2 separate regions of the Homo sapiens genome follow, and region 1 is linked to region 2. Evidence: chromatin contacts called from ENCODE Hi-C or POLR2A ChIA-PET data. All regions are on one chromosome and are shown on one strand. The core of a region is the stretch at or near the end of the contact, and the rest is flanking DNA. Distances in the headings are between cores, read along the strand shown. Region 1 has its middle 31 kb from the start of SMNDC1. Region 2 overlaps LOC105378482 (a long non-coding RNA gene).

Evidence for each region. A loop is a pair of places that touch in the nucleus more often than their neighbours do. ChIA-PET counts read pairs that join two places held with the same protein, here RNA polymerase II (POLR2A). Pooled maps may share reads with other maps.
Region 1: a loop to region 2 is called in a map of Caki2, with 4 times the contacts of the local background. The contact joins two enhancer-like sites. A Hi-C loop is called at or near these places in 3 of 168 maps with a recorded cell type or tissue (Caki2, DLD1 and heart left ventricle) and 1 of 50 pooled maps. POLR2A ChIA-PET finds 5 or more read pairs at or near these places in 3 of 52 experiments (activated B cell, activated CD4-positive, alpha-beta T cell and activated T-cell).

Annotation. Positions count from the first base shown.
Region 1 is chr10:110,334,895-110,337,594 of GRCh38, reverse strand. No RefSeq gene overlaps it. Among named protein-coding and RNA genes, the nearest start is that of SMNDC1, 31 kb to the right of the region's middle. Within about 2 kb of position 1,279, at least 4 of the 41 ENCODE cell types and tissues checked have a DNase peak (open chromatin) inside an H3K27ac peak, as active enhancers do.
Region 2 is chr10:110,440,652-110,443,351 of GRCh38, reverse strand. LOC105378482 (a long non-coding RNA gene) reads left to right here. Exons shown (of 4, transcript NR_188210.1): 2 at 978-1,141. Among named protein-coding and RNA genes, the nearest start is that of DUSP5-DT, 54 kb to the left of the region's middle. RefSeq lists an enhancer at 1,076-1,315. Within about 2 kb of position 1,416, at least 5 of the 41 ENCODE cell types and tissues checked have a DNase peak (open chromatin) inside an H3K27ac peak, as active enhancers do.

The sequences.
Region 1 (2,700 bases), core at 30-2,529, 110 kb after region 2:
GGGGGAGGTGGACAGTTCGGCATTTTCTTTGAACTAAATCACTGAGCTGAGCCACATTTCTATTTTATAAGCTTTTCTGTATCTGTGCATTATTTCACAATAAAAAGTTTAAAAGCTGACTTGTTGATGGTAGATGATATGGGACCATGTCCTTTCAAAATGTGGCCCACCTTAGTAGTTCCCAAACCTGACTGGTCATCTGAACAACCTGGGGAACTTCTAAAATGAATATTTCCACCCAAGACCCAGGGAATCAGAATTCCCTTACACAGAACCGAGAACTTGTATCATCAGAGGCTCCCTGTGACTCTCAGGCTCAGCCAAGTTTGGGAACCACCAGCCTCAAGTACGAACATTCAGTTAAAATTAATGTTTTCTGCAATGTTGTTTCCTATGGCCTATGGAGATGCTCAAAATATGCCTCATGCAAGACAGAGTCTAGTTAATTCAATAATGTTGTGTGTTCTCTTTTCCTGCCCTACACTCTGAACGTAACCTCATCCTTTCCCTTCTGATACATCCATTGCTTTGTACCACAGATACAATGTGTTATAAGATAAGCCCTATAGCTTAAACACCTAATGATCATAAAACTGATTGCATCTCTTCCTTTAGCATTTCTCTCTCTTGACACCTTCTGAGGAAAGACCTCATGCCATCCTGAATGAAAGCTTTATAAGAAGGTCAGGGTCATGGGTGAAGGCACCTGCTCCCATGTGGGAGTGGACTGATCTCTTGGCTGAAATGAATGTTGTAGCAGTTAGGCTGTTCCCCTGCTACAAGGGCCACAGCAGTATACCACTGGTCAGGGAAAGAGAAGTTCTCCATACTCTCCTGAATCTCGAGTCAATTGAGAAACCATAGACCGTGGCCATTCCCGGAAAGGAGGCAGAAGAGCTTAGATGCAGGTTGATGCCTCAGGAGAAGCTGAGCGCAAAGGCAGAGCCAGCTGTGTTGACCATGCAGACTCACAGAGGCCTTAGACACACCAGCTCCCGGAGTATCACTTTCCCTGCTTCTCCAACCTAGAAAGAGTGCAGTCAAAATGCAGCTCCATTTGTTGCCCTTCCCTGGGGAAAAAAAGAAGAAAGGGGCAGGAGTTCAGGATTTATTTTGCAATGTGAATCTCAGGAATGCATAAGAAATGGCAGTTGGCAGTTGCTGCCTCTGAGCAAAGACGCTCTATTGAAATTTGACTCATCCTTGGCAGCTTATTGTGCTTTTCTCCTTCGCCTTCCTTGTAACACAGAGGAGTGAGGTGAGTAATGCTCTGCACAGTAAGAGAAAAATAGATCCCCAAATGCCTTCCATTATCCTAAAGGCCTGTGTTACCAGCTGTGGCGGCAGGGGGTGTGGTCCCATCCATTAGCAGGGGGAGATTCAAAACATCTGACGCCCTCTCTCCGAGGCTATTTGTAGTTCCAAAAGCGCGACAAGCAGGGACTGAAAACTGATAAACCCAGAGAAGTCTAAAAGCCCTGCTGGGGGTCCTGTGAGAGCCAGGATGGACAAGAGCCCTTATATGCAGGAGTTCTCAAGGCCACACAAAAGGAAAACAGCCAGACCTACTTTCTGCTGCCTAACGTTGCCCAGTCCCTTCCCCACAGGTGTAAGAACCACTTCTACCCAAGGGTAAAAATAGTTCATATTTTTTGAGAGCCTGTTACATGCCAGGCATTGTGCAAAGCATTTTCTATGGGCTATGTCACCTAATTCACATGCATGTCTGTGCACACACACATGCGTGCACACACACAAACGTTGAGGTGGGTACTGTCACTATCTCCTTTTACAGATGAAGAAATAAGGCTCAGGAAGGGTAAGTAACTTGCCCAGGGTTACCGGGTTAAAACAGATCCAGGCAGTCTTCAGAAGACAGTCGTAAATAAACACAGCCATATTAGAATATCTGCTTGGTTAAATGTAGATATTTGAACAGTGAACAACAGAAGTACAAGGAAAAAATTTTGTTGCTTCATTTATTTTGCTTTATAGACTATCTAGGTCTTAGAGATAGGACTATGGCTCAATAACCCCAGACTTCCTAGAAGTGTTTTTGGTTACCTTCTAAAAGGAGGAAATGAGGATGTGGTCATTGCCAGAGTCAGAGGTTAGTTAGTAAGTCAGCAGTAGGTACAAATCACAGGTCATTATTATGAAGCTTCTCCCTCACTTACAGAAACCTTTTGTAAAAAATTAAAAGCCTCCATCTTCCCCTATGAAGTTTTTGTTTGTTCGTTTGTTTTTTGAGACGGAGTCTCAGTCTGCTGCCCAGGCTGGAGTGCAATGGCAAGATCTCGGCTCACTGCAGCTTCTGCCTCCCTGGTTCCAGCGATTCTCCTGCCTCAGCCTCCCGAGTAGCTAAGATTACAGGCGCATGCCACCATGCCCAGCTAATTTTTGTATTTTTAGTAGAGAAGGGGTTTCACCATGTTGGTCAGGCTGGTCTCGAACTCCTAACCTTGTGATCCACCTGCCTCGGCCTTCCAAAATGCTGGAATTACAGGCATGAGCCACCACGCCCGGCCCCCTATGCAGTTTTAAAAGTATATGTTAAGTTCTAATATATAAGAAACATATTTTTCCCTTCTGGAATTGACCACATTAACCTCCTATCCAACCAGAATCATGCTAAGGAGAAAAATAAATGTTCATCTCAATGGCATTTTCTTATTCAGCTAATTGATTTTTTTCTTTTTC
Region 2 (2,700 bases), core at 167-2,666:
CACCCCATACTCTCAGGTGGACCCTCCCTAACTTGATGTGTTCTCAGGGCTCTGTGACAAGGGGTACGAGCTTGGTACCAAGCTCCTAGGCAGACTTTGGAAAGAATCGCTGACCCAACTCTATTCAGTAGCTTCTTGCCAGGCCTCCTAGAAGGGATGGAAGAGCAGCGCCCAGCTAAAAGTGGGGTGCCAGACCCAGGCTGGTCTCTTCTTGCCAGCTGACCTTAGGGACTGACTTTGTCCCCCCATCTGCTGTGCTTTCTTCCCTGTAACACACAGTGGGGCTGGGAAGGCACTAAAGCCTGAAGGCTGTTGGAGGACCGCCCAGGGCTCAGGGCTGAGAGAGGAAGGGAGGAGTGCAACAAAGGTCACAGCAGGTCTGCCTTTGTTCCCCAGTGTGGAGGTAGAGTCCCAGCTCCTGGAGAGAGTCACATGTCCATAAAGAAGCTTGGCCTGGCCGGGCACAGTGGCTCACGCCTGTAATCCCAGCATTTTGGGAGGCCAAGGTAGGTGGATCATTTGAGGTCAGGAGGTCGAGACCAGCCTGCCAACATGGTGAAACCCTGTCACTACTAAAAATACAAAAATTAGCTGGGCATGGTGGTGGGCGCCTATAGTCCCAACTGCTCGGGAGGCTGAGGCAGGAAAATCTCTTGAACCCAGCAGGTGGAGGTTGCAGTGATCTGAGATCATGCCACTGCACTCCAGCCTGGGCGACAGAGCGAGACTCCATCTCAAAAAAAAAAAAAAAAAGAAAAGAAAAGAAAAGAAAAAAGAAAAAAAGAAAAAAAAAAAAGGAAAAAATAGAAGCCTGGCCCGGGAGGAGCACATATTTGATAACAGTTAAGAGCAATAATTAGGGAGCATTCATCATGCATCAGACACAGGTGCATTCCGTGTAATAGTCTCATTTAACCCTCACAACACACTTAGGAAGTAAGTACTATAATCAGCATTTTTCTCATCTCATTTTACAGATGAGAAAATGGAGGTACCAAAAAGTGGGCTCTGAACTGCAGAGCCTGGCTCCAGAGCCCTTGTATTTGACTACTGGGATCCACCGTTATTCTCACAGCCGCGTTTCCCACAGGGCTGCTTTGTATGGCCTCTTAGAAAAGTCCTGCCTGTCTCCACCATCCAGGTGAGCCAAGGTCATCTGTGAACAGCTCAAGGACAAAGCTGAGAAAGCCAGCTCTGGGGAAGGGTCAGGAGGGCTGGGGGAGGAGGAGCCCCAGTGAAGATGATGTTGGCCAGATGGACACTGGGGGACAAGAGCAGAGTGTGTGAAGGCACAGTGGTGTGGTGCGTTTCGTGGTGCTCCCTTCACTTAGGCTAGAGAGTGATGTGTAAAGGGGAGGAGTTTTGAAAGATAAAACCGGAAGTGTCATGCATAGAGAATTAGGGCTTTATCACTTGTCTGGGTGGTGGAGGCTGAGACTAGTGTTTTAAACACAGTGGTGTGACAGCTAGCTGAGTGTCACAGTGGTGGCCAGGCCCTGGGAGAAGTGCTCCACCTCCATTCTGTCGCTGCACCCTCTGAATGTCCTGCGAGACGAGGACTGGTATTCTTTCTTTCTTTCTTTCTTTTTTTTTTTTAGACAGAGTCTCCCTCTGTTGCCCAGGCTGGAGTGCAGTGGCACGATCTCCGCTCACTGCAAGCTCCGCCTCCCAGGTTCACGCCATTCTCCTGCCTCAGCCTCCCGAGTAGCTGGGACTACAGGACTACAGGCATCTGCCACCAAGCCTGGCTAATCTTTTGTATTTTTAGCAGAGAAGGGGTTTCACCATGTTAGCCAGGCTGGTCTCGATCTCCTGACCTAGTGATCTGCCCGCCTCAGCCTCCCAAAGTGCTGGGATTACAGGCATGAGCCACCATGCCCAGCCAAGGACTGGTATTCTTTCTTTCAGGAGCTCCTTAAGGCCTTGGAGCATCTTAGGAGCCCTGAACTTCCAGGTAAAAAGTCCAGTTCCTTTGCTGGAGAGGCCACGTGGAGAGAGGGTGGCCCTGATGGCTAGGAAGAGAAGCCTAGCGATCCCTGTCTTCCAGCTGAGCCCAGGCCTCTGCCAGCCACTAGCCTGCTGAGTGCAGCCATACGAGTGACCCCCAGCAAGGCAAGCAAAAAAACTGCCACATAAGCGGAGAAGAGCTGACCCCTCCAAGCTGAGTCCACACTGCAGAGTCATGAACAAATAATTATTTTAAGCCACTAAGTTTTGGGTTTTTGTTTTAACTCAGCAATAGATTTATTTTTATTTTCATATTTTTAGAGATAGGGTCTCCCTCTGTTGCCTAGGCTGGAGTATAATGCATAATCATAGCTCACTGCAGCCTTGAACTCCTGGGCTCAAGCAATCCTCCCATCCCAGCCTCCTGAGTACAGGCATGTGCTGTCACACCCAGCTAACTGTTTTTACTTTTATTTTTTTACTTTTAGTAGAGACGGTGGTCTCCCTATGTTGCCCAGGCTGGATTCAAACTCCTGGCCTCAAGTGATCCTCCTGCCTTGGCCTCCCAAAGTGTTGGGATTACAGGTGTGAGCTGCCATGCTTGGCCAGCAATAGATATTTGAACCAGGAATTGGGAAGGAAACTGACCTTGGAGATCCTGAATGAATGAAAACATGAAACCCTGGTGAACTACTGACTGAGATGCTTTTTTTCCTCCTCAGGGAAGCTTTTCTAGGTGGATCGGGCCCAGCC